2 separate regions of the Mus musculus genome follow, and region 1 is linked to region 2. The links are chromatin loops, found by intact Hi-C in ENCODE. Cell type or tissue: left cerebral cortex. All regions are shown on one strand. Each heading gives the region's core, and the rest is flanking DNA. Links, peaks and the distances in the headings are about the cores only. Region 1 has its middle 54 kb from the start of Gm25420. Region 2 has its middle 180 kb from the start of A130030D18Rik.

Evidence for each region. Hi-C counts contacts between places; a loop is a spot of excess contacts. Peaks named below come from ENCODE experiments on the same cell type or tissue, not always from the same donor. Only the 100,000 strongest peaks of a DNase experiment are listed, where the experiment ranks them.
Region 1: a loop joins it to region 2, with 5 times the contacts of the local background. A loop is called at or near these places in 3 of 42 quality-filtered maps.

What each region holds. Positions count from the first base shown.
Region 1 is chr2:80,756,535-80,766,453 of GRCm38, reverse strand. No RefSeq gene overlaps it. Among named protein-coding and RNA genes, the nearest start is that of Gm25420, 54 kb to the right of the region's middle. In left cerebral cortex, for the core only: a CTCF peak has its summit at 4,064 (motif pointing left); a DNase peak (open chromatin) is centred at 4,075.
Region 2 is chr2:82,565,467-82,575,385 of GRCm38, reverse strand. No RefSeq gene overlaps it. Among named protein-coding and RNA genes, the nearest start is that of A130030D18Rik, 180 kb to the right of the region's middle. In left cerebral cortex, for the core only: a CTCF peak has its summit at 4,829; no DNase peak of the experiment used is centred there.

The sequences.
Region 1 (9,919 bases), core at 2,709-5,208, 1.8 Mb after region 2:
TCTTTTGTGACTGAGTTACCTAACTCAGGATGATAGTTTCTAGTTTCATCCATTTGCCTAAGAATGTCATGAATTTGTTGTTTTTAATAGCTGAGTAGTACTCCATTGTGTAAATGTACCACATTTTCTGTATCCATTCCTCTGTTGAAGGTCATCTGGGTTCTTTCCAGCTTCTGGCTATTATAATAATGTTATTCTATGAACACAGTGGAGCATGTGTCCTTATTACATGCTGGTGCATATTCTGGGTTTATGCCCAGGAGTGGTATAGCTGGGTCTTCAGGTAGTACTATGCCCAGTTTTCTGAGGAACTGCCAAACTGGTTTCCAGAGTGGTTGTACCAGCTTGCAATCTCACCAGCAATGGAGGAGTGTTCCCCTTTCTCCAATCTTCGCCAGCATCTGCTGTCACCTGAGTTTTTGTTTTGTTTGGGTTTTTGGGTTTTTTGGTTTTTTTTTTTTTTTTTTTTTTTTTTTTTGTCTTTTTTGGTTTTCAAGTCAGGGTTTCTCTGTATAGCCCTGGCTGTCCTGGAACTCACTTTTTAGACCAGGCTGGCCTCGAACTCAGAAATCCACCTGCCTCTGGCTCCCAAGTGCTGGGATTAAAGGCGTGAGCCATCACGCCCGCTCAGCCGTTAAAGGGTAGGCTCACAGCCACCTGAGTTTTTTATCTTAGCCATTCTGACAGGTGTGAAGTGGAATCTCAGGGTTGTTTTGATTTGCATTTCCCTGATGACTAAGGATGTTGAACAATTCTTTAGGTGCTTCTCAGCCATCCAGTATTCCTCAGTAGAAAAGTTACTAGGGTTAGTTGGTTCTCTGGAGTCTAACTTCTTGAGTTCTTTGTATGTATTGAATATTAGCTCTCTATCAGATGTATGGTTGGTAAAGATCTTTCCTCAATCTGCTGGTTGCCATTTTGACCGATAGACAGTGTCCTTTGCCTTACAGAAGCTTTGCAATTTTATGAGATCCTATTTGTCAATTCTTAATCTTAGAGCATATTGTGCTCAAGGCTCTTCCCCACTTTCTTTTCTATTAGTTGCAGGAGGGGGGTAGGGATAAGGGGTTTTTGGAACGGAAACCAGGAAAGGGGATAAGATTTTAAATGTAAATAAAGAAAATATCTAATGAAAGAAAGAAAGAAAGAAAGAAAGAAAGAAAGAAAGAAAGAAAGAAAGAAAGAAAGAAAGAAACCGTGAAAAAAATAAAAAAAGAACTGACACCTTGTAAACTTTTTTTAAGCTTTTATTGGTCTTTGTCATATGATTCACAGAAGACCAGAGGACTTCACCATACCCAATGACTATGACCTCAAGGCCTTTGTGCACTAAGTTCTTCTTAGCTAGCTTGTTAAAAGCAAGTTATAAGTAGGGTATATGGGACCATGCTACCAGACGGGCATAAGAACTGGTGAGATGGGGCATGTTCAAGCCCTGGGAGACTCAGAGATCTGAGATGATAGGAGTGGAGCTGCCCCCTCCCAGCCTGTAAAGCCTGCTCTGGAACATGTGACCACAACCACCGACTGAGAGGACCATGGGCACTCAGTCCTGAAGCATGCCACCTGGAGCTCTAATGCGGCATCTAGATACCCTTAGGCTTCAACCAATGCCCTTTCCTTCCTGGATATTCTCACACCTTCCCCACAAAAGTATAAAGTCCCTGGTTCACCCCAAATAAAGTGCATGTGTTCACATCCACCCACAATAAAGAAATAGAAACAAGCTAAGATCATCTCAGAGAGCTGCTTCATGGGGAAGGCTTTCACCTAAAGGAGCTCAACACTAAGACTCCTGAAGAAGGCCTTCTTGCTTCTCCCACCTCTTGCACTTGGCACCAACTCCCAATCAGACCAGATCCTGCCAGTCCAGGGCTATGTTTTCCCCTTCCAGCCTGCTGAGCAGTCTGATACCCTGAGGAAAAACCTGAACCATGGACCCCTCATTCCTCAGTTGCTCTCAAGGCTGATGCACTGACAGCATCCTGGCACCCTGAGAGGGAGACCTTGGAACCATAGCATCCATCCCAAACCCTACCTTCTCCTTCCGGTCTGTCATGCAGCAGCGTTCTCACACCTGAAGGGAAACCTGTGGACTGCTGTGGACTCCCTGCTCCAGACTTTGCCCTGCCTTCTCTGGCCAGTGTTTTGGCAGCAGTCAGGCATCCCCAGCAGAGAGGCAGAATGCAACACCACACTTATATAAGAAGACAAAGCCAGATTCTGACAATATTGTCCCTATATTTGATATCTATCTAGTTCCCTCTCTTTTTAAAGTAACTCCCTTGTTTCTTGAGCCATCTGAGTGGGTTCTGGATTCTTATAACAAAAGAGCCTTCTTATAACAAGTCCTTAAGATGTGTGTGTCCTACAGAAACTGTCTTTATGACTTTTGTATGTGTTATTGACCTGTAGTACATATAGTATGTCATTGTTATATCATAATATTATATATTATTATATGAACATATAGTGCATATGTTAATAACATATGACCTACACATATGTTATTATGCATAGGTCATTATGCTAAGATAAAAAGGGCATCAAGGCTCCCCTGTTTAGGTCAGGAAGAGAAACTGTGCTCACTGTTATTCAGATGCGAAAGCCAAGCAGCTTTTGTGTGAGAATCTGGTTTATTACCTTTTCAAATTCTCTTCTCTAACCCATTAAATTGAGCCCTGAAGGGACTTCGATTTTGCAATATTTCCTTAGTTACAATGTTAACTTGAAAGTCAAAACTATATTTTGTTTTTTGGTTTTTTTTACGTATTTCATAATCCTGATTTCCCAGGAATTTGAACTGTATTTCCCTGCAGTCTAAGAAGGTGAAGTTTTTATCTGTTTTCTGTGATAGGAAGGATTGGGCCTTTTCCTACCTGTTCAAACCTGCTTGATGGCAACTTTGCCCACAGTGAAGAAATAAGAAAACGTCTCCCTAGAGTTGATGATGGGCAGCGTCTCTGCCTCAAGGACATGGTCTATGTCTTTCTCAGCTCAATCAGCTCAGCACCATGCCAGAGCCCTGCACAGACAGATGCTTCATAAACGCTTTTGAATCGACTGAGACAGCCAGAAAATGGAATGTCTTCCCTCCTCACTTCACCTGCTGCCTTTTAAAGCTGGTTAAGCTACAGTTGGAACACGTTGGAAGAGGGAGTGATTAGGCAGAACTTGGATGCTGAGCCTAGCATTTAAGATCATAATGAAATTTCCTGAGATGATTCTTACTAAAATCCACATGTATTCAGATAATCCCGGCAGGAAATATTACAGATGATAAATTGAGACCGATCACATTTCCTCCAGGTTTCTTGAAAGACTTCAGCCATCTCAGTGTGACAGCCAGAAATCAAAAAAGGGGTGGAAAATTAATAACTGTGCGTTTTAAGGCTTTAATGAAACATTTATAGACTATTTGGGCTCGTAATAAAAGTTATTACCCTTTGGTTGGCAAGTGTGACCTCCAGGGGACAATAATATTCTATTACATTTCAAATTCTATAAAGTTATTAGTTATCTCCTCCAGGAAACCATCCTCTATTGACAGGAGCTCAGGTGGATCGTCTAATAGCTGAAATGGCTCCATAAATAAACTTCAACTTGAAGGCTCCGTTGGAGTACATTGCCCAAGTCAGAATTTTCAAATTTGTTGTTATAGGATCTCAAAATTATAGGTAAGCATTTTTTTGAGTTCTGCAACTCGGCAGAGCAAGCTGTGTGGTTATGAATTGCATAGAAGCTGAATGCAAAAGAACTAAGACTTTCTTTCTTTTTGGGTCTATAAAGCCAATAAAACACAATTTTGAAGTAAGCTCTTGGCAAATAACACCACTTTTCTACAAATAAATAAATAAAAAACGGGGGGGGGTGATGTAACATATTGTTTCCAGATGTATGAAAGCATTGAAAAATACACTTAAATGTATATATATTAGTTCTATTTATATTTGCAATATATATTTATACACATATTATATAGAGGGGGAAAGAGAAGAGATTGGATAATCTAATGCTGTTTTAGTTGGGATGAACGTATAAATAAGGTAAATTGCTCCATCTGCTGGCTGCATTTGGAAACATTCTAAGTTGAAGCTCAAAGGAATTAAGTAAGAATTGAATTGAGGATTGCTGAAGGTTGAAAGAGAAAAAAGAAGCAAAGAGGGGTGGGATAGTAGCAAGTGGAGAAAAGGCACCTAACACGCACTAATGAAATGTCACTGCACACCCTGCCCCCACCACCTTTGAAGACCCAAGAAAGCATCAAGAGTCTCAGACTCACCAAGAGTTTCTCTGGCATGTGGAGAGCAAGCAGTGAAGGAAACCTGTGTGCTTGTGCAGGGCAATGACAAATACTGTGCTTAGACACTGAAAAATCTAGATGTGGTTTCCATAAACAGACTATGTAACCTTATAGCATTATGGTCTCCAATTTAAACATGCCTTTGTAAATGTATGGTGTTGAGGTCCATGTAGTGTTTTCAAATACACTATAACCAAAAGGGAAATGTCCAAGTCAGGAATGGTAGACCAGACCTTTAATTCCAGCACTCAAGAGGAAGAGGTAGGCAGGTCTTTGTAAATTCAAGGCCAGCCTGGTCTACAAAGTGAGTTCTAAGACAGCCAGGGATATTACACAGAAACTGTCTTGGAAGGGACGAAAGAAAAAGAAAGAGAGAGGGGGGAGGGAGGGAAGAAGAGTAGGGGAGGGGAGGGGAGAGGAGAGAGGAGGAGAGGAGAGGAGAGGAGAGGAGAGGAGAGGAGAGGAGAGGAGAGGAGAGGAGAGGAGAGGAGAGGAGAGGAGAGGAGAGGAGAGGAGAGGAGAGGAGAGCAAAGGCCCAAATTTAAAATTAGTGGCTTGCTCAACCTTACTGGAAAGTTGGAGTTCCCAGCTGTTTTTCCTAGGCTTCAGCCTAGCACTCTCTCACTCGTGAGACACACGCTAAAGCCTTCAGCAGTCTCCTTTCGTTTACCGTCTAACATGAAGAGCACTGTCCTGCAGGCCCCTGCCTGTCCTCTCCTCCTAAGCTTGGTGTCTTACTATTCGTCTCACTGCTAAGTTGGATGGATGAGGAATTTTGCTCTCACAACTCCTGAGGGAAGACAGTATTAATGCTCATACTCTACTAATGTTTCAGTAGCTGTTATATTTGAAACAGTGTTACCTTTATCTCTACTTAGTGCACTAAATCACGTTGTGAAAAATTCAATTACAAGTTCACATGAGTGATTCAAACTTGAGCTTTGTTGTTTATGAGGCTGCTGAGCTGCCCAAGTGCCGCGTTCAGCACTGAGAGCACATTACTCTCCACAGAGTAATAGCTTCCTGGGAGGCTTTGGTTCGGTGTCGAGTTGTGGCTTATCTCTAAGATCTTTTTCTTTCCTAGCATATTTTTCATGCTGTAAAATGTATCATTTTTCTATTCTAGTGTGAAGTACAAAAGTAACTTGTATTTAGATGCAAAAAAGAAAATCAACTTATCTTCCGAAGGAGCCCAAGTTTTGAGTTGAGTGTAAAGTATTATATGCAGTCCTCCAAGGGGAAGTGACAGTAAGGTATGACCAGGCCCGTCTTCTGACCTCCACTGGCCCCCTAGTCCCGGTAAATGTTGTCAAAAGAATTCAGAGAAAATGCATAGCGTACTGCAGAAGAAACCAGGTCATCATCAAGGGACAAGATAATGTCCAAAGGGACAATCACAGTGTACAACACTCTCATCAGATGCATGACCAGTGGCCATAAAGACCATTGTGACAATTTGCAACTTAGACAGATTTCACAGTAAGTCAAAGCTTCCAAACAAGACTACGTCCTTGTTGGTGTTTCCCTGCCCAGGTGACTACAGGGACATAGAACCAGAGGAGACAGTGATCCTGGAACCAGGTTCAGAAAGTTACCCATGAATGGCATTCTGGGAAGTTCAGGATGTCCCATCTTCTCCCAGATCCAAGTCCTGTTTCTCTAAGCAATAACCCAATGACTAGAGTTTTATAATTCTGGTCCTTGGTTTTTCAAGCTATTGGTTATGAGAAAGGGGTCCAACTCTGTCATCTCTAATCTTTCTAGTGCTTAATGACCTACCTAACAGGAGGACAAATGTTCTTGTCAATGATTATTATCAAGAACATTAATTATTACCCCCAAACCAAAACTAAATACTGATATTATCTCTCCACTTAAAATTCTTTTTGCATTTACTTGAAATTTCCCTATTACCTCAGCAATTGCTAAACATATAATTAAATCTAACAACCTGATGATTATTAGTGATAGCTGCCTTCAAGGAGCTTACTATCAGGGGAGGAGATCCAGAGACAAAGTGTGGAGCAGAGACTGAAGGAAAAGCCATCCAAAGACTGCCCTACCTGGGGATCCATCCCATAAACAGTCACCAAACCCAGACACTATTGTGGATGCCAACAAGTGCTTACTGACAGGAACCTGAGATAGCTGTCTCCTGAGAGCCTCTGCCAGAGCCTGACAAATACAGAGGCAGATGCTCACAGCCAACCATCGGACTGAGCTCAGGGTCCCCAATGGAGGAGTTAGATAAAGGACTGAAGGAGCTGAAGGGGTTTGCAACCCCATAGGAAGAACAACAATATGATCCAATCAATACCCCCAGAGCCCCCCAGGGACTAAACCACCAACCAAAGAGTACATATAGAGGGACCTATGGCTCTAGCCACATATGTAGCAGAGGATGGCCTTGTCAGGCATCAGTGGGAGGAGAGTTCCTGTGAAGGCTTGATGCCCCAGTGTAGGGGAATGCCAGAGTGGGCAAGTGGGAGTGGGTGGGTGTAGGAGCACCCTCAATGAAGCAGGGGGAGAGGAGATGGGAAGGAGGCTTCAGAGTGGGGAGGGAGACTGGGAAAGGGGATAACATTTGAAATGTAAATAAAGAAAATATCCAATGGGGGAAAAAAAAGAACTTACTATCTAACAGGAAGAAATGCAAATGTTACTATAATACAGGGTGGTGAGGATAGTGTAGACACATTAAGCACAGGGGCCACGGTGGCATCCTTCAGAGAGTGAGAAAAACACCAGATGTGGGGTAAATTGAACTCACCTCTTACTAGCCAGATAGAAAGGAGTTCACTACCTGGCAAAGGACAGGTTGGGCAAGGTTTTCAGATAAAGAAAAAGCACACGTTTCCTCTTCAATTTCCAGACCTTTGCATAGAAAGGTCTACATTGAGAACTGACTTTCTAGTAAAATGAATATAGAGCAAGTTCTTTATGAACTACAGGAAGTTTAACCCTGTTTAACCCTGCAGTTTCTACAGTGCTGAGGATGGAACCCAGGGCTTCATGAATACTAAGCACTCGACAAGCATACTACCTCTGGGCTATACCTTCAGACCAGTGAGCATGTCGTCACTGCATTTTACCAATGTTTTGTATATGTGGTCAGTCTCAGAGGAGGGGGATCTTGAGGGAATAATTAAGTACATGTGAGTGCTGTGCGGTAAAGTTTAATGTGATTAAAAACAACACGCTGAAGAACAGTGGAGGCAGATCCTTGCATTAGCTAGCAATAAAACACCTAGCTTTTTTTTTTTTTACACTGAAAATAACCTATAGTCAGGTTGAATAGCAGAGCAATGTCTCTGCCGATGGCTTTATTTCCTAAACGAAAATGGGTAATTAGGTATCCACTATTTTTATTAGAATAGATGCCATTGGGGATTTCTGCATGTATTTTTATAGACGTTTCACCTGATTCTCAGCTTGTGGCACCTGGAGCTGCTGCCATTGAGATTATATGACAAGGAAATAAATAGAAACAAGGCCTAAACACTCTTACAATAAAAACAATCACTGGTGTTGGTGAGGGACTGGAAGGTCTGAAAAGGCAGACCCCATGTAAATGGTGTGAGATACCGTGGCCCACGTGCACAATGTCTGCATCCCGCTTCCACCATTCCACCTCCGAGCGAGAAAGAAGGAACAGAAATTTATGTGTTTTAAATGTACGTGTATCTTTCACTGTGAAATCTCCAAACCTAGAAGAATAGAGGTTATATCAATATGGACAAGCTTATTTTACCTATAACCTAACACGTTACCCCTACTTCAAATTGTTTTTATAGCAAATCCCAGACATCAGATCACTTTTTCTGGAAGCTTAATTTTTTTTTTTCAACACCGGTTCTCTCTACACAGCCCTGGCTGTCTTGGAACTCACTATGTAGATGAGGCTGGCCTCAAACTCACAGAGATCTGCTTGCTCTACTGGGACTAAAGACAAGTGCTACTACATTGAGCTCTGTAAGTTGAAGCTTATATACTTAGGCCAGCAAGACGGATGTTGGGTAAAAGCCCTTGGTCCCAGGCCTAAAAACCTACATTCAGTTCCCAGGACCCTCATTATAGAAAAAGAATGAACTCCTGAAAGAAGTTGTTCTCTGACTCCCATATACTCCCATATACTCCCATATACATACTGGGGCATATGCATAAATGAGCAGGGCTGTGAATGTGCACACATGCACACACACCTGAAGAAATGGAATATTATGTATCTCTAAAAGATGATTAAGTCCATTGTACTAGCTAATGATTTTTTTTTTTTTTGATTTTTCGAGGCAGGGTTTCTCTGTGTAGCCCTGGCTGTCCTGGAACTCACTCTGTAGACCAGGCTGGCCTGGAACTCAGAAATCTGCCTGCCTCTGCCTCACGAGTGCTGGGATTAAAGGCGTGCGCCACCACGCCCGGCCTAATGATATTTTTAAGAATTAGAAATTAACCTTTTTGTGACTATATTTCTAATTTGTTACATGGTTAGTAAACAATTTCCAGGAGCATGTACCTTTTATCATGACAGAAAATAAAGTTTTATTATCTGAACATATTTTTTGGTGGAAAATTATTTCTAGGTTGTAATGGATCAGCCCAACCCCATCTTAAGAATAAAAACCACCCAGCACTCGGGAGGCAGAGGCAGGCGGATTTCTGAGTTCGAGGCCAGCCTGGTTCGCAGGGTGAGTGCCAGGACAGCCAGGGCTACACAGAGAAACCCTGTCTCAAAAAAAAAACCCAAAAATTAAAAAGAAAGATTAAAAACCAGCCCAGCTTGCTACAAAGTCAAAATAAGTTAGTTCCTATTTTCTCTAAATTTGTGGTTGATCAGGTCTTGACACATTTTATGGAACTTAACAGTTCCTCACCCTATACCCTGACCTCCACCCTGATAAGATGTCCTGCCAAATAATTCAAATCTTACGCTAAGTTCCTATATAACCACGATTCCCCTGGAAATCCTGTAACCCTTGGAAATGCCCTAGTCTTTTGGGAGCTATCTAAACCCCACCTTCTCCTGCGTTCAAGGTAATTTTCTCAAAATCTGCTTTAGGGAGATAGCCCTGTCTGACAGGAAGTAAAATCTGCCTAATTTGACAAAAGAATTTGGGTAATGGTCTTTACTCTCATCTGGTGGGATCAACAGTTGCCTATAGGAAGTATATATAAGATATATAGATATATAAATGCATGTGTATACATACCTATGGTCTTTAGCTCTTTATTTAAAATACATCATAAATGAGAAATAACAACATATATCTTCCCCCACCAGTCTTAGAATACATTAGCAGATCTGGGCAGATTACTCACAGATTAGAAACAGAATTGTACTCTTTTTTATTATTATTATTTTATTTTACTTTATTTACATTCCAGCCATTGCCCCCACTCCCTGTCCCCCCTCCCACAGTTCCTCATCCCATTACCCCTTCAAGGGAAGTGCCTCCAAGAGGGTCCTCCCATGCTCTCCCATCTCCCTTCCCTGATGTCTCAAGTCTCTCAAGGGTTAGACATATCTTCCCCCACTGAGGCCAGACCAGGCAGTCCTCTCCTATATATGTACTGACTGGAGGCCTCAGACCAGCCCGTGTATGTTGCCTGGTTGGTGAC
Region 2 (9,919 bases), core at 3,283-5,782:
CTACTCATAAATTTCTTTCCTACAACATTTGTATCTTGTAGGGTACATTTTTTTCCCTAGATAGTTTAGCATTTTAGGTTTCAAACTGAATTCCTTGATATGAGATAATTTTTATACAGGGTGATAAATATAGGTTGAATTTCCTTCTGCATCTAAACATCCAGTTTTCTCAGCATAATTTCTGGTAGATGCTGTATTTTATCCAATGTATGTGTTTTGACTTTTGTCAAGTATTAAATGACTCTAGTTACAGGTTGTGATTATGTCTTTTATTTTGTTCTATTGTCAATCTGTCTGTTTTTGTACCATTACCTTATTGTTTTAACACTATAGCTCTATAATATATCTTGATATCTCAATGTATATAATGTAAGTTTTAAAAAAATATGTATTACTAAATGAATAGCCCTTTTAGAATCAATACACCTCAAATGTGCAAGAGTCTTGCACATGCGTTTGCCTGAGTTATTTTCTATTATATTCCTTTTTCACATGGATGAAATCAGATACTTTTCAGTGCTGACTTAGATAATGAAAAAGGCAGTTGGGATTGATTGTGTCAGGGTTACAAGTTCTAGTACATAAGGTACAAGTAGCGTGTGGTTAATGTTGGTAGCAGGTGGCTTATTCCAGTTTGTATTTGGGAATAGAGCAAAGCAAATCTATAAATAAAAAGCCTGAAATGCCTAGCATGTTCTAGTGTTAACTCACGGAGGAAATATCTGGGGAAAAGGAGACAAAAACTTTCAGGAAACTACCTTATGTATATTTTATAATATTTTCATGTTACCCAAGCTGACTGGTTTGTTATTGACACTAAGAAGGAATAAGATTCTTAGCTGTAGACTCTGTCTCAAGGAGAGTTAGTAATTTGCAACATGAGTATTTTTTTATATGCACTGAAATAAAATTTACAATTGGAGAAGCTTAACTAATATGACATATGTCTGACAAAAGTCAAAAAAAGGTAATCCTAGTGTTTTATCCTACCAACTCAAAGGGAGTGGCTGGCATGTGGTTCTCTGTCCTTTGTTATTTAGCCTGCTCATCACAATGTAATATATGTTATAAGAACCAAAATGAGGGCATTAATATAAGCTCTAAAATATTATGATGCAAAGAAAAGACAGACACAGTGACTGTTTCAATGAGATGTTGAATGAGTGGAATTTTATTAATGTTGTCATGAAACACAGGGTTGTTTTGGACATATGGATAACTATCTCTTGATTTTGATATGCATATCATTAAAGTTTTAAACTCAATTTACTCTCCCATTCTTTTCTCCTCTGCATATTTATCATTGTGTGGAGCTGGCCTGTGGAGATTTCCATTAATGAGTAAATCCATTCAACAATCTGTTTTTGAGAAGTGACATGAAAACAGTTGGAAGTTCCACAGATCCTATTAAAGCCGTGTCTCTAAATAATCTGTGGGAAGAAATCACATTATTTTGCTCTCAATTTTATTTCAAGCTTTATTTAGTTAATTCCATGATTATCCTTAGTTCATTTCAAAGACACCAGACTTGGCTGTATCTAAATAACTTGGCAGTTTGGGAAGGGATCAGAGTAGACAATGGAACTTGTTGAACATTTTCTAAAACTGGCTACTTTGCATTTTGATTTATTCCTCCTCCTCCTCCTTCTTTTCTTCTTCCCCCCTCCTCCTCTTCCTCCTTCTTATCTATTTATCTATTTATCTATTTATCTATTTATCTATTATCTATCTATCTATCTATCTATCTATCTATCTATCTAATTTGTGTATAAAAATATGGGTGCATGTATGCCACAATGTGCATATGAAAGTCTGGAGGCAAACTTAGGGGTTGGTTCTTATCTCCCACCAGGTTTCAGAAGGATTCGCTGTTGTTCTTCCTCTAAATACATTGGGTTAGATGGGCCCCAGCCTAAAATGGATTTTCTGTTCTCTACCTTTTATTCCCCAGTATGTGTGCTGGGCTTTTACTCAGGCTCTAGAGATTTAAACTCAAGTGCACAAACCTGTGTGGATAGCAATTTTACAAGCTGCTTCATCTACTTCAATAATTGTATAATTTTAAATTAGAGGTTATTTAGTTCTTAGACCTGTATGTTTCGTCTTTTTGCTGATACAGTGTGACTTCTAGTTGTCTTGGTTTCTCACACATCAATGTTGATGTAAGACTCTTTTCTGTCTGCCCTTTGAGTGAAACAGTGCATATAATGTTCAGATTTTCTTTATTACTCTTATTTTTCATAACAGTGTGACAGAGCTGAAGCACAGAGGGATTTGATTAATTCGGCCCAGAGAGCATTCATCAAGACTTTTTCATATCACAGAGCATATATGGGTGTAGAGACGTCTCTGTGACATTACCAGAGTTTCTTCTGGATTACATTGATGGGAAAATTATTTGCCTTCTTTCTTTAATACTAAATTTGCCATAAAAATATAGTGAGGCACTGGGAAACAGTATTTTAAGAATTTGGCTTCATTTTATTATTATAGATTATACTAATAAACGTTTTTTTCAGTGGCATACTGCCTTTTATTTGCATTGTAAAACCATCAACTAGATCTTTGAATTACTATACACATAGAATCATGTAATTTAATAAGAAATTCCATTTCTCTTACAAGGAATTGTAAAACATTCCTGTTTTGTGTGTATATATGTGTTAATGCTCATGTTCTTCATGAGTAAAATTGTTGGGTAAGTTTGCATGTCAGCCTGGTGTTTGGCTTTACCACACTCTCATTCAAGGTTTTCTGTGTAAAAATACATTACCATCATATTTTATGTTCATTATCACACATTAATGTACAAAATAAGAAATTTCATTAAAACTGTCCATCAACACATATAATACAAGTCTATCATAAACATTTTCTTGTGTGATTTGGAGAATCAAAACAAATGGTTACATATCCTCAATAGCGTGCCTCTTACAGGCCAAAATAACTTCCCTAATGTCCAGCTCAGTGAACCAGGGGTTTATTGAGGCTACTTACAGGAGCATGAATAACTAAAGGGCAGCTGCTCTCCTGGAAAGCCTATGCCAGTATGTTTGATGACTCACTAAAGCTGTCTCTGTAGAGCTACTGGCATGGCATACTGTCAGCACCTCCAGTGTGCAAGTCAGAGAATTTCCTTTCCACAGCAATGAGTCATTATAGTGTGTAACCTTCTGAAGGGGCTTTGTGTAACTTTCAGGCTTGTGGAAGTTTTAATTTTTGTTCACATCGTGAGTCTCATGAACCTGCCTTCTCTCTCCACAAGGCAATGGGCAATGTTTCTATTCAGAGGAAATTGCTGTACAACTCGCTCCTTAGCACTGTTTCTTATTTCTGTCCTTCCTTTCCACCCCTGTCCTGACTACTCCTTGTTGTTGTATTGTTTTGTTTTTTACTTGTACACACTATTTACCCAGACAGTCCACACATAGATGAAAACAAAACACACATGACGCTGGGCTTCATGGATCTGTTTCACTATGGTGATCATCTCCAGTTGCATTTACCTAGTAGCCAAAAAAAAAAGTAAATATAATTGAAAAATATCCTTCACTTTTTAAAATATATATTTACACATGTGTAATTTATAATAGGCTGACTTCATCGCTATGGTGAACTGCACTGTATTTAACATGCTTTTGCAGTGGTGTAATGGCAGTGTTATGAAAGCTCTACTTTGTAACTTTTTGAGCAAGCATCTTATTTGCTAACCCACATTCTAATAGTGAGTAAAAGTCCCTTTCCTTTCATATTGTCTTCTCCCACTGAAGGACACTCCCATATTTTTCATATCATTTTAATGTCACTAATTCTTCTTTCTCTTTCTATGTTTTATCAAAATTAATACCTTTAATTTCCTGTTTATGTCACGTATTGGTTCTTTTGCTATATGTGAGTGTGTGTACAAATATGTAAATATCATTAAGACATTGGTGATTATATTAATATTTTAAGTGTTGTCTGATCAGTAAATCTTGACTTATAATATATTTTAAGGAACAAACAACATTTTCTTTCTCTGTTTTTGTACTTTTCTGCTTTTGCATCTGATGTTATGATAACTCCACCAACATTTTTAGTATCACATCAGAAGAATATTTCTTTTATAGACATTCATGGCATATAAACATTTTGTTATAATAATTTTAAGCTTTCATCTGGTATAATTTTAACTATAGTTGAAGAATATTCCTTTGGACATTGTGCAGTCCATAAGTAAAATATCATAACAATCCTTTGACATTTGTCTTCAATTTATTTTGTTTTACCTTAATTTTAATCATATACTTTATACATTAAGTATATTCATCATATTCCTTTTGTATAGATAGTGTCTAAATTTTCTAAGAATTTGCAACTACTTCAATTTTATGAGATTTGTCATTAAACCCATTTGGGCTGACCTCAGGACACAGAACTGAGTTGGATATTTACGAACCTTGTAGGGCAGAAGAAGAATCTCAGAAGCAAAGACTTTACTGTTTACACCCGAAGGAATCTTGTTAAGCACAAGACTTTAAACATTATTATTTTTCACTTAAGCATGCACACTTTGAAGGATCTGGGAAAAAGTGTGTGTGTGTGTGTGTGTGTGTGTGTGTGTGTGTGTGTGTGTGTTTGTGTGTAAATTTAAGTGCTGGTATCTGAGTAGGTAGTTATGCCTAATAGTCATGTGTTTGACAACTTAATGTGGTTTCAATTTTCATGAAGTATAATACCATCTGTTTATATGTTGCTATGAGTTTGTTGGACCTAGTGAATCCAAAATATAAGAAATAGAATTCAAGGTGTTCACAACAAAAGCTTCTGCAATGTTTCTGACATACACTAGGTGTCTCCAGTTTCTTACCCAGATGAGGAATGTGGAATTAATCATACATAGACTTTGATGATAAATGACAAGAAAAGAAAAATACTCAAAAGTTACTCTATATTTTTTATATCTACATGTGACAAAAGAAACAATTTAGATTTCATGAGTTATATCTGAATTCAAGGATAAATTATTTCAAACAAGTAGACCTAATTTAGAACTCAATCACCAATCATTTAGTTCCAGGTTCTGAATACATTAGAAAAGCGATTTCTTACTAAATGGTAAATCTATTCATTAATTAACAAATGATGGTTATGGAATATTATTGTATTTGATATTTAAGTTATTCTCAAACTACTCATTATGACTGATACTTAGAAACTGCATCCCTCTGGTATTATGATAACTGTAGTGGTCAAATTTATAACTATATGAAAAACAGGAATTATGTTATTCATAGCAACTGAATAAACTGCCATGCATGTAAATATTCAAAATGAAAAAGTGGAAATCATCAGATTGGTCTGAAGTGAAGCTAAGACGTTTTTATTATTCTAAACAGATCTAAATAGGAATGTTTTACATTATTAGTTAATACATGAGAAAACCTTGTTACAATGGAAGCAAGGTTTTTATTTAGCATTGATGTCCAATTATGAAAGTGCTTTATGGATTGGTATTCTTTAAAATGTAACACACATTTTATAGCTTAAACAAAACATCATTTATCCTCAATATCAGAGTTACCAATCTAATTAATTTATGGCATGAAATTATTGGTTCATAATTTAATAATGGAGCATACTAATGCATGGGTTAGAACCCAGATTTGAGCATGGTTTCTCTTTCAAAATTTAGATTTTTGGCAAACATTTTTTAGGGTAACATTCTAGTCAACTCTGCAACACCATATTTCCTTGTAGAGGATTACCACAACAGGTTTCTGTTTGAATAGATTTTAGATTGTTGTTGTTTCTTTTATCTGAAGTAATCATGATTAACAAGATGAAAGAGAGAACTGAAACTGTTCAAAGGGTTTCAAAAGTCAATAGTGAGACCAAATTAACTGAATATAATAGGAACTACATCTAATTTCTGCCTTCATTAGAAGCACTAAACTTTTTTAAAGTGGGAGTTATTGATTTAGGAGGCATATACTTGAGGATTATCTTTAAAGTAAATCAGAAGAAATAGTCTGTTTAATAAACCTCTTATGAGAAATAAATTATTGTTAATAATCTCTTCATTTATTTTCAAGTTTACTGCTCTTACAGAATATGCCTAGCTTCCTTTTCCTAAGAGTTTCTAAGGTTACCAATACATACTTGTAATCAAAAGCATTTCAAAGTTTTGGACAAACATAATAATAATTGATGCATATTCTTAAGCCTGAACATTGGGTTGGTTTTGCATAAGGAAAAGTACATTTTTTATTGAACTTAGATGATGCAGTCACATGTCTTGGTTCAAATATAATTTAAACATGTTGTTAAAAATCACCATAGCACACACAAAAAAGTAATTCCTGTTCCTCTAATGAACCTGACATTCAGAAATTTCACTCATCTCTCTCTCTCTCTCTTTCTCTCTCTCTCTCTCTCTCTCTGTGTGTGTGTGTGTGTGTGTGTGTGTGGTGTGTGTTCTATTAATGTATTGGTTCAATTATATTAATGGTACACTCATGTCATTACTCTCACTTCTATTTGACTTTAATGTTTGTATCCATTGATCCCATATAGCAGAACACACAGCAGCTCATTCATTTTTTGTAACAGTTGATACACTGCCATGACATATGTAGCCATAGACTCCTTTATCAAGATGACTTAAATCTCAAAAGCTACCACAAGCATCTTGCATTTTTGAAAGTTTTTTTCTAAGCAGTCATAGCTCAAAAGGAGAGTAAAAGAACTGATCAAGAATATTCTTATGCCAGGAGGTTGTTCTGAATCAATGACATGGATGGTGAGCACAAATATTTCTGATATTTTGTCCTGAACAATGAAAGGTCAGAGTCATGCTTGTATATTGCCCTTCCTAATCCAACATCACTTAGCTCCCTCCCTCCCTGTATTCCTTTCTTATCTTTGTTTCTTTGTTCTCTCTCTCTCTCTCTCTCTCTCTCTCTCTCTCTCTCTCTCTCTCTTTCTACTTCCCCTCTCCCTTCTTCTGTCTTTAGCTTACTAGTTTTCCTTTAAAAAAATTCACTTTGAAACAAAACATCAACAGATGATTCTAATAGCCCAGTGAAGATAATTGGACATGATCATTATTTGATTCTGACATCATCATCATTGTCATCACTATCACCATCACCATCATCATCATCATCAACATCATCATCATTATATTAGTGCTGGTGAAGGTGATGATGATAATGATGGTGGCAATGATGAAGATGGTGTTGATGGTGATGATGGTGATATGATGATGATGAAATGCAGTTAGGGAAGAGTTGATTTCATGGGTTGCAGGAGGTGTTAGCCAGAGTTACTGGGGCTGGATACATGTGTACATATATGAAATTATCCACCTCTTACCAGAAATTCTCAAAAGTCAATAAATTATTATTTATAAAAATATTTTTTTATAAAAAGAGATGATTCTATGAGAGTCATCCTTAGCTTCACTGAGTTTTATATAAAGGAAGGTGCAGTTTACCATGGTTATTCTTAAGTAAGAAAAACTTTTATTTCTGCTTTTACGTATGTGAGTACTTCCAAATAATATATTGATTTTGGAGGAACACTACTCTATATTTTACCTGTTTGTGCTAATTTGTTTTTGCTCTCTCTTATATTTCATAGGCCAAAGCAGCATGTTATACACAATAATTATTATGCATCATGTGACAGTAAGTAAAAATCCTCTTGTGTTTTGTGAAATGGTATTATATATAGTTCACTGTTTTTCCATTTATGCTTAGAAAAACTAATTATACAATTACTTAATAAAAGTATGAATTAATATAGATAATAAAAATTATATATGCAGAACAATTATATGGAATTTTAAAATTTTGAGGTAATGTATAAACTATTATTATCTAAAAGATATCTTAGAAAATATGTTCTATGTTATATCAAAAACTGCCTAAATGTAACTAATATATACCAGTGTTTCTGATATTTAGTTGGATTTTAAAACAAGAGAAGAATAGATAATATGATAATGAATTAAGCTCTTTAGGAACTCTAGGTAAAAGTATTGATTTTATTCATTATTCATTCATGGAATATAGATATAGATATAGATATGGATATGGATATGGATATGGATATGGATATGGATATGGATATGGATATGGATATTGATAGGATTAGGGAAAGGGATAGGGAAACGGATAGGGATAGGGATAGAGATATCTTGTTTCACAATGCAGAATTCTGATTTAACTTGCAAAGATTGTTCTATCATTAGCAATGAGAGAGACTAACAGTTGTCATCAAATAGTTACAATTACATCCTGTTCAAAAGACATTCCTTCCTTCAGTGTTGGCTATGGCTATTCATAACACATCTATTAGATTGAACTCTATGAAAGTATTCTTTCTACAAGCAGAATACCAGCAAATAAAAAACAATCTTATACTCTTATCTGACAGGGATCTTAGAAGATGTAATTAGCAAAGACACTAATTTACCCTCCAAGTTTGCATTTCTTTAGAATATGATAGAAAAATTCAATTTTATGTATAGCTAACTAAAGGAAAAGAGGAGATTGTGGTAACTCCATTTCAAGTCACTTGGCATTACTGAAGCTGGAGCACCGTGAAGATAGAAACGGTCACTATGCTTGTTTAATTTTTCCTATTCCTTCCATCAGTAGGTGATTTTATATCAGGTCTAACACGTAAGTATTAAAAGAGCTTACTCCAACACAAACATGATGTTCAGCTTATTCCCATAATAGTCTTCTGACAAGTGTTGACAATTGACATTCAGTCTTGTCTTTCAGGGCACCATCAGGCAGCAAGACGTTCCCTAGAATGGACTGCAGAGGCTAGGCCTTATTTTTACCCCATTGCTGACATAATTAACATACTGTCTTTTCTTAATTAAATGAAAATCGCTTTGAGGTCTTTTTCGTCATAATCTCTACTAACTTCATAGTTTCATCATAGTTATTTTAATTGCTTTGGGATACTATATTAAATGATTTAATTCAGCAGGAAACTTGTCCTTGAGGGAACGTACTGTGTATGATTAACTGACTTCTCTGGCTTTACATGGCTAAATTATAAGTGGAATTTTCTTTGTATTAAATGCAATCTATATGTAGCATACCCAACAACGCTGAAGAGGTACACGGAAAAGGAAATGAAAATTCTTTTAAATTCCCTTAGGGAAAATTCTGTCGCCAGTTTAATTACCTTTTTTTTCCCTTTAACATTCATAAAGTAGACCTACAGAATCAGACAGTCTTTACTGCAATGTTTCCAATCAGCTTTATATTTATATCAGTGTCTAGCATCAGGCAGAATTAGTTTTAGAAGAGAATTTAAAGGTCATGTACTCCAAACAGATAAGAAAACATTCTGTGTGTTTAGTGATTAATCAAACAGTGTTCAGTTTAGGGTTGATGCAATATTTGAGTGCTGTATCAAGGTGATGGGTAGAAGGAAATAGTTGTAAATGTAGACTTTAATTTGTAGAAACAGGAGTATGAAAACAAGGTTTGAATGTTTTTTTTTCCCCAGAAGAATGAACAGCTTTTAGATGTGTTAAATTTGAAATAAAAATGCCTAGCAGGCAATCCCAGATCCAGGGTTGAAATTTAAACTAGGTATATTAGACTGAGAGATGTGGATTTTAGGATCAGCTCACAGAGGTGGTTGTTAAGCACTGGTCTCTAGGAAACCTTTAGGGTGGGTTAGGGCTGAAGACTAAACTTTGCAGCTAGCATGTAGGAGGCTGATTGCTCTTTTTATAGGAGTTCTAAATGCTCTTTGGAAGCTCAATTCTCCTACTTGCACCTATGCATTCTCTTGCTCCTTTTGGTGCGATTCTTTCCTACCATTATTTAAAGACTATGAAGAATATTCTGTTTTAAGATACTAATAACATCGTCTGTGTATCTGCATATTGATGTTTGGCCTGATG